Linked DNA regions of Homo sapiens: region 2 is linked to region 1. A link is a contact called in ENCODE Hi-C or POLR2A ChIA-PET data. All regions are on one chromosome and are shown on one strand. Each heading gives the region's core, a stretch centred on a gene start or an enhancer-like site at or near the end of the contact. The rest is flanking DNA. Distances are from core to core; before and after follow the strand shown. Region 1 has its middle 370 kb from the start of DDX10. Region 2 has its middle 350 kb from the start of C11orf87.

What was found. A loop is a pair of places that touch in the nucleus more often than their neighbours do. ChIA-PET counts read pairs that join two places held with the same protein, here RNA polymerase II (POLR2A). Pooled maps may share reads with other maps.
Region 2: a loop to region 1 is called in a map of ascending aorta, with 8 times the contacts of the local background. The contact joins two enhancer-like sites. A Hi-C loop is called at or near these places in 2 of 168 maps with a recorded cell type or tissue (ascending aorta and left ventricle myocardium inferior) and 1 of 50 pooled maps. POLR2A ChIA-PET finds 5 or more read pairs at or near these places in 3 of 52 experiments (PC-9, activated CD4-positive, alpha-beta T cell and activated T-cell).

Annotation. Positions count from the first base shown.
Region 1 is chr11:109,036,729-109,040,612 of GRCh38, forward strand. No RefSeq gene overlaps it. Among named protein-coding and RNA genes, the nearest start is that of DDX10, 370 kb to the left of the region's middle. Within about 2 kb of position 1,868, at least 3 of the 41 ENCODE cell types and tissues checked have a DNase peak (open chromatin) inside an H3K27ac peak, as active enhancers do.
Region 2 is chr11:109,069,536-109,073,419 of GRCh38, forward strand. No RefSeq gene overlaps it. Among named protein-coding and RNA genes, the nearest start is that of C11orf87, 350 kb to the right of the region's middle. Within about 2 kb of position 2,201, at least 3 of the 41 ENCODE cell types and tissues checked have a DNase peak (open chromatin) inside an H3K27ac peak, as active enhancers do.

The DNA.
Region 1 (3,884 bases), core at 618-3,117:
TTCTGGACTGGTCAACCATGTTCAGGGGCCAGGTTCAAGCAGAAGAGATGAAACATATTGTTAATACAATGCCTATGGGCAAGACAGGCAGATTCCAGAGAACAGGGGTGGGGCAAGTCAAAGGATGTCTGCTATACCCCTTTTCCATGCCTGTGAAATGAAAATCTTTCCCTTCTTCCCTACCTCCCTCCCTCCTTCCTTCCTTCCCTCCCTCTTTCCCTCCCTCCTTCCCTCCCTCCTTCCCTCCTTCTCTCCTTCCTGCCTGTCTCAAGAAAAGTCCTAGTTGCTAGTAATACAGCTTAAAATAAATGAATAAACAAACAAACAAACAAACAAACAGAGATGGGGAGGCCAGGCGTGGTGGCTCATGCCTTGTAATCCCAGCACTTTGGGAGGCCAAGGCGGGTGTATCACCTGTGGTGAGGCGTTCAGGACCAGCCTGGCCAACATGGTGAAACCCTGTCTCTAGTAAAAATACAAAAAATTAGCCAGCTTGGTGGCAGATGCCTGTAATCCCAGCTACTTGGGAGGCTGAGGCAGGAGAATAGCTTGAACTCTAGAGGTGGAGGATGCAGTGAGATGAGATTGTGCCACTGCACTCCAGCCTGGCAACAAGAGTGAAACTCTGTCTCAAATAAGTAAATAAATAAATAAATAAATAAATAAATAAATAAAAATAGAGATAGTGTTTTGCTATGTTGGCCAGGTTGGTCTTGAACTCTTGGCCTTAAACAATTCTCCTGCCTCAGCTTCCCAAAGTGCTAGGATTAGAAGCTTGGGCCACTGTGCTCAGCCTAGAAATACAGCTCTGAACAAAACCTGATCCTACCACAGAGATCTTACAGATGAGCAGGAAACATAAGTATATGGAAAACTCTTACTTACCCTTTACTGCCTAGTTCAAATGTCACTCATTTGATAACTCTTCCCTGACCCTCTTTCTGTCCCCAGTTCTTACAAGTTGTTTGGTATTACCTTTTTTTTTCTTTATTTCCTGTGGTTCCATGTACTTACCTCTATTACAGTAATCATATTTCATTCCAGTTTTGTTTCCATGGTTCTGTCTCGGTAGCCTGTACATTCCCAGAGAGAAGAGATGGACTCTGAATTCAGAATAGTTGGTGCAAGGTAGGTGTTCCAGTGAAAGTCTGTTGATTGAAAGAGCTGCTCTTTAGGAAAGAGTGAGGTCAGAGGCCTCTGTTTCTTCCAGGGTGTAAGGCAGATGAGGGGGACCCTACACAGCTACATGTATCAACATAGATGGTTTGACAAGAAGACAGGGTTACCGTGGACACATGACCTATTCAGTATGATCCAAGTTGGAAGGATTAGCCTGCTGCCCACAAGAATGGTAATTGATGTATCTCTCAATAGTTCCAGTGGGAAATGCTTCATAGCTTATTTTTATTACACAAAAGACAGGTCAGACCATTCACCTGGTGGCTTTGTTGAATCTTCAGTTTTCCTCCCTAAAAAGGAGGATTAGGACTGAGGTATCTCCTTTCTGACTACTCCATTATTCATAATTTTCCTTCCCCATCAAGCCCCTCTCTCTGACAAGCTCCAACTGATAGAATCAAGGTTCTTAGCTTATTGAAGGGGAAAATAAGTAAAGTAAAATTCACACAAAGCACTCTTTGAGTGAGTCACAGAACAATTAACAGTACCCAAGTTTGATTTAAATGATAATTTTGTTTTAAATCAGAAGGTTTCTTAAAGTATTTAGCTAGGACTTGTTATGCTTGTCAGAAATGACTCACGGGCCTTTTGGATTTTTGAGTGAATGCCATTGTTAGTTTTCAGTGTTCAACAATGCATAATTGGCACCCCAAAGCCCCATGTTTTTCCTTTTTCCCCTGAGCCAGTTGTGAGCAGTGGGAGGCAGGCCTGTGCTTCTGTTCTCCTGACGTGTCTGCTGTGATGCTGGGTAATTGCCATTATTGCTGGATTGCTCTCTGAGGTACTGGTTGCCAAGGATGTTTGGTGGGGAAGCTTCCACTACATCTGCTTTGGGCATTCTTCTCTGGGTTTTCTTCTTATTCCACATTTTGAGGAGAAAATCAGTGGAAATTTTGCTCTGAATAATTCCCTCCTGCCCTCCCTTTTTGCGGGAAGGTTGATTAAAACAATGACCATGTTAGTTAGCACAAGATTTTCTCTAATCAAGATGTTGTTAGAGGCTGGGCGCGGTGGCTCACACCTGTAATTCCAGCACTTTTGGAGGCCATGGCAGGCAGATCACTTGAGGCCAGGAGTTAGTAACTAGCCTGGCCAACATGGCAAAACCCCATCTGTACTAAAAATACAAAAAAAATTAGCCAGGCGTGGTGGTGCATGCCTGAAATCCCAGCTACTCAGGAGGCTGAGGTGCGAGAATTGCTTGAACCTGGTTTGAAACTGGGATGCAGAGGTTGCAGTGAGCTGAGCGACACTGTACTCCAACCTAGGCTACAGAGCAAGTCTCTGTTTCCAAAAAAAAAAATGCCGTTAGTTCCCTTCTCTGTAAAATGAGGATAATAATGGAACATACTTCACTGGGTTGTTGTAAGGAATAAATGACAAAACACATTGTGTAAAGCATGCATGCTCCACTATCTTGATGTAGAGAAAGACAGAGGAGTCAGGATTCATCCTTCTCCACCTGCCAACTCTCCTGCCACATCCTCCATGGGACTCATAGTCCTGTAAGAAGCCACCTGCCATGGCTGGGGCCACCACTGCTGACCAGTCTCCCATGCTCCAGACTCAAGGTGATCTTATCCCAAATTCAATATCCAAAAAGAAATGGATGACCTTCATATGTATGTGTTTTTAGTCTATTCCCAATGAGCTTTTGCTTCCATTTATCTCTTACTTGAAGTGATCTTTCGTGTTAAACAGTGAGCAATTGCTGAAAAATAAGAGTTAAGAAATCTGGATTCTAATTAACTTTATCACTAATTGTTATGTAAGGTGAGTCACTATTTTTTGGGTAATTGTTATGTAACTGTGAGTCACTTTTTTTTTGGGTAAACAAGGGTGAGAAGATTAATGAAGGCTGTCAAGACCAGTGGAAGAACAAAAGTGAGTTTCCATAACGATACCTTACACATCCAATGTTTTCCTTCCTTTGATTGCATTAAGCCTCGCAAAGGTAGAACAGTTATTTCTCTCTTGCTGTGTGAGATAACTAAGGCACAGAAGAATAGAGTCATTTTCCCATGGCTTGGCTTTGACCTTCCTTCCCCATGCTCCAGTCTTCTGACAGAGTCCTCCTTGCTGTTTAATGTAATAATTGTTTTCTTATGTCTTTCTCCAACCAGAATGAGATCTTCTTGGAGGTAAAATCCCATCTTGTTCATTTTTGTGTTTCTAGTGCCCATTTCAAGGGCACATATTACATGGCCAATAATGTTTGTAGAATGAATGAATGAATGAATGGAAAGAGAGCGAAGACCAAAGACTTGATCCTTAAAAGTTCTCAGGCAACTTTTCTTTATTCCTTTTACACTGTTTCCCACCTCACAGTGACCATAACGTTATTAGCTGAAAAGGAGAAATGGCAAGCTTCAAGGATATACATGGGAAGTGCTAAACCAAGAATATAAATTTTTTTCATTCAGTTTTTTGAAAATGAGAAACATCCAATCTGACATTAATCAGTCACCATAGATGTGCTGTGTGTTGGGCAGTGAGCTTAGTGTTGCAGGCTTGCTGTCTGGCTTGGGAGATCGGAAGAATGTGTGTGAACACATCGCTCAGGGTCAACAGTGAGCACTGACGGTTGTAAGAGCTAGGGGTGGCCACAGGAGGGAGTCTAGTTGGGGATGACCTCATGGAAGAGGCTGAATTGGGCTTGGGCCTCAAAGGGTCAGAGGGAAGTTGCTAGAAAGTGATAATGCAGG
Region 2 (3,884 bases), core at 951-3,450, 33 kb after region 1:
GTGAGAAGGAAACTAATTGGCATTAGGAAATGACATCAGATGATAATTAAAATCCACAAGAAGTGAAGATAACCACAATTGGCAAATAAGAAGTTTCACATATATTTTTAAAAAACAATAAATATGTTTGTGTTCTCATTTCTTCTCTTAGATTTCATAAAAGACGTACTGTGTAAAAAGCAGTAATTACAATGTATTGTTAGGTTTGTAACATCTGTAGGCCTTAATATATTAAGAATAATAGCACAAAAAAGGGAGAGGGAATGAAGCAATATAGGAAAAGTTTTAATATCTTACTGGAATTAAGTTAGTTTTAATTTGAAGTAGATACTGATAAGATGTGTATTATAATGCCCTAGGGCACCACTAAGAAAATAACTGAAAATATATAGCTAAGAATCATTAAAGGAATTTAAATTGTATACTAGGAAATAATCACTTGAGACAAAGGAGATGGTAGAAGAGAAACGTATAAACAATAGAAACATATAAACAATGTAGCCATGAGACATGTAGAAAGCACAAGCCAAAGTGGTAATTGGCACTCCAAACATATCAATAATATTAAATGTAAATATATTAAACAATCTAATCAAAAGAAAGAGATTATCAGATTTGATAAAAACAAAACATGACCCAGGAGTTACTTTAGATTCAAAGATATAAACAGGTTGAAAGTAAAAGAATGGAAAAAGATATACCATGCAAATATTAACCATAAGAGCTATGGAGTGACTATACTACTATCAGATAAATAGACTATAAGATCAACTATGAGTCAGATCACATCATTTCTCTGGTCAGAATCCTCTAGTAGCTTCCCTTTCCTGAGAAGAAAATCCAAACATTTAACCAGCAACTACTCCCCACTCCCTAATCTCATGTCATCATTCTCTGAAAATGCCTTTACTCTGTCCTACATTTTGATCTTAGGTTGCATAGGTATAGAATTCTTGGTTGGAAATTAGTTTTCCTCACTTGAAGACACTGCTCCATTTTTCCCTTCGGAAGCTTTAAGGATGGTTAGAGTATGCTCTTCAGCCCTAGTACTCTGAAATGTCATGAAAATGTACCAAAGTTTAGATTACTTTTCTTTCATTGTGCTGAACACTCAATGGAATGGGCCCTTTTGATTTGTAAATGTGTGTGTGTGTGTGTGTGTGTGTGTGTGTGTGTGTGTGTGATCTCTCTTCTTCCTGTTTGCTCTGTTCTCCCTGTCTGGGATAACTTATTTACTAACTGTTTACTAGAGTGGGTTGCTTCTGTAAATGACGACTACCACCCATTGTGTGTTGAGTTTTATTAGTTTTTGCATTAGGCTATTTTCCTGTCTTATCCCAAAGTCTGGAAGGAACTTACTATAACCCTAAGTGCTCTAAACCTATTCTCTTGATCATCACTTGGCAGACAATTGCACTTAATAAATACTTAACAATTGCCAAATGAACATTAGTTACTAGGGACTCAGAGGTGACCACATGATGACCCGAAACATGACTAACTATACATATGCCACTGCTCTAGGTGAGTTGGATGGGCCTGCATCTTCTCCCCCTGTCCTCACTTTCTTTGTTGGCTTCTGTGCTTCCTGACTCTGACTCTCATAAGTCTGATATTAGCTTCACTTGTGTCTTGACGCCACCTTACTCACCAATTCTCCCAAACTGTCTCCAGCCCCGTTCTCTGTGCATGTAACCTCTTGGTTCTTTTGGTCCTAAAATTCCTAAGATTAATAACCACCTAAAATATTATTAATTTACCTTTATTGGGCAAAACTAGATATCATAATCCTCACTTTTCATATGAGGCAAGCTGAAGATTGTCTGGATAAAAAGAATGAGGCTCTCAATCTAGGTCTTAGTCTAAAGTCTCATGCTTTTTCAACCTTGCATGCTGCCTCTCAGTCTGCACTGTGTTATCAGGAGCAAATGAAGCAAGCAGTGTTAGAATCTGCACAGATTTTGGTTATGTTAATGGGCATGCAAACTCTCCCTAAAGTTTTCTCATTTTAAAAGCTGATTTCTGCAGCTAGAGTGATAAACACAGAAGAATGGATTTCTGTTAATAAGAATTAAGATGAGGTTATAGTTATGGGGATGGTGGGGTCAGGGGAGGTGGGCTGGATTACTGAGGATAGAGAGCCTTTTGTCAGTGCCATTAAAGAACCTCATCCAGGCACTGCTTGGACAAGCAGAGCCAGGTGATAACAGCAGAGTTTTTGTTGGCATTGCTTCTCCCACAGATGACAAAGCCAAGGACAATGTGTTCCAGCTTCAGGGGGAAGCAAGTTGTGCATTAGGAGGTAAATCTGTGGCTTGCAAAAGGTTGAATAAGATGCCTCTTAAAAAAAGCTCAGCAATCAGCTAAATTTAGCGTGGAGAGCACCATCCAGGCCAAGAATATTCTTTGGCCTTTGGCCCATAGCATTTTCATTTGACGGGGAATTGGATGCATTTTCATTTCCTCTAAGCTTTTCTCTTAACTCTCAGTACCTTCGCCTTTGGAGGCAGGAGTCTATGTGCTAATAGTTGGCTGAGGCCCCGTAGCTGATTCATGTTGGGTTAGGCTGTTGTTACATTGCTATAAAGAAATACCTGGGACTGGGTAATTCATAAAGAAAAGGGCTTTAATTGGCTCACAGTTCTGCAGGCTGTATAGAAAGCATAGCACCAGCATCTGCTTCTGGTGAGGTCTCAGGAAGCTTCCAATTATGGCAGAAGGCAAAGAAAAAGCAAGCATGTCACATGGTGTGAGTGGGAGCAAGAGAGAGACCTGGGACTATGTGGGGGAGGCACCACACTCTTTTAAACGGCCAGATTTCATGAGAAGGAATGCACTATCACAAGGACAGCACCAAGGGGATGGTGCTGAACCATTCATGAGAAATCCCATCACCTCCCACTAGGTCCCACCTCCAACACTGGGGATTACATTTCAACATGAAATTTGGTGGGGACATATATTCAAACTATATCACATGTCTCTGCTCATAATGACAGTTAAGGATGGTCTTGCTGCCCATTTTCAGTGAGAGATTGGGTGTTCACTGTGATGTTTTCATATAATGTTTTTCGTATGTCATCCATCTGGAGGAGGCTTTCTTGACTCTCCCCTCTCTTCTCATTATCCTTTGCATTCCCTTCTCTGAACTTTATTCTTTTTCTTTGAAGTTGTTTTCAAAGACAAGAAGATCTTTGGCAATGCGAGCCCTTTGCAGACCATAGTGAATGCCTGTTCATCTGCTCATTGATTCAGTGCCACTACTGCATGTCAAATGCCACAGCTTCCAGGGTACCCAGCTTTCTACCTACCATCTGATTTCCCAGAATGTAGAAATGGACATCCAAATCTGTGGAAAATTCAGAAACAATAAGATAGAGTAAAATAAAGTGTGAACTCTGGCATCAGCAGGTCCAAGTTCCAATACCAACTTTGCTATTTACTTGACATGTTATTTACCTCTCTGAGCATGATTTTTCTTGTCTGTGAGAAGGTGATAATAACTTGTAAGTTCTTTTCTGGCTTAAAAGGGGTACTGATAGGTATTCTTTAAGTGTCGGTTTTCTTCTCTCTTTTCTTACAAGGAACAACTGGTTTGGCTTTGTTACTCTTTACTCTGCCCTCTGATATTGCATATTCAGCAGAACCGATCTCTGGGTCTTACAGTCACCTAGCTGGCTCATTGTGAACTCTAGGGAGAGTACCTGGTTTTTGTGCCTGGGTACTTCCACTTCCCTTTCACCAGGTTTATTGGTTTGTTCCTCAGTAGACCTGAGTAGTTTTTTATCCCAACCATTAATCTGGTTTGGATTCACTCATTCATTAAACAAATATTTATTGAGCACTTCTATATGCCAACACTGTGTTAAGTGCTGGAGACATAT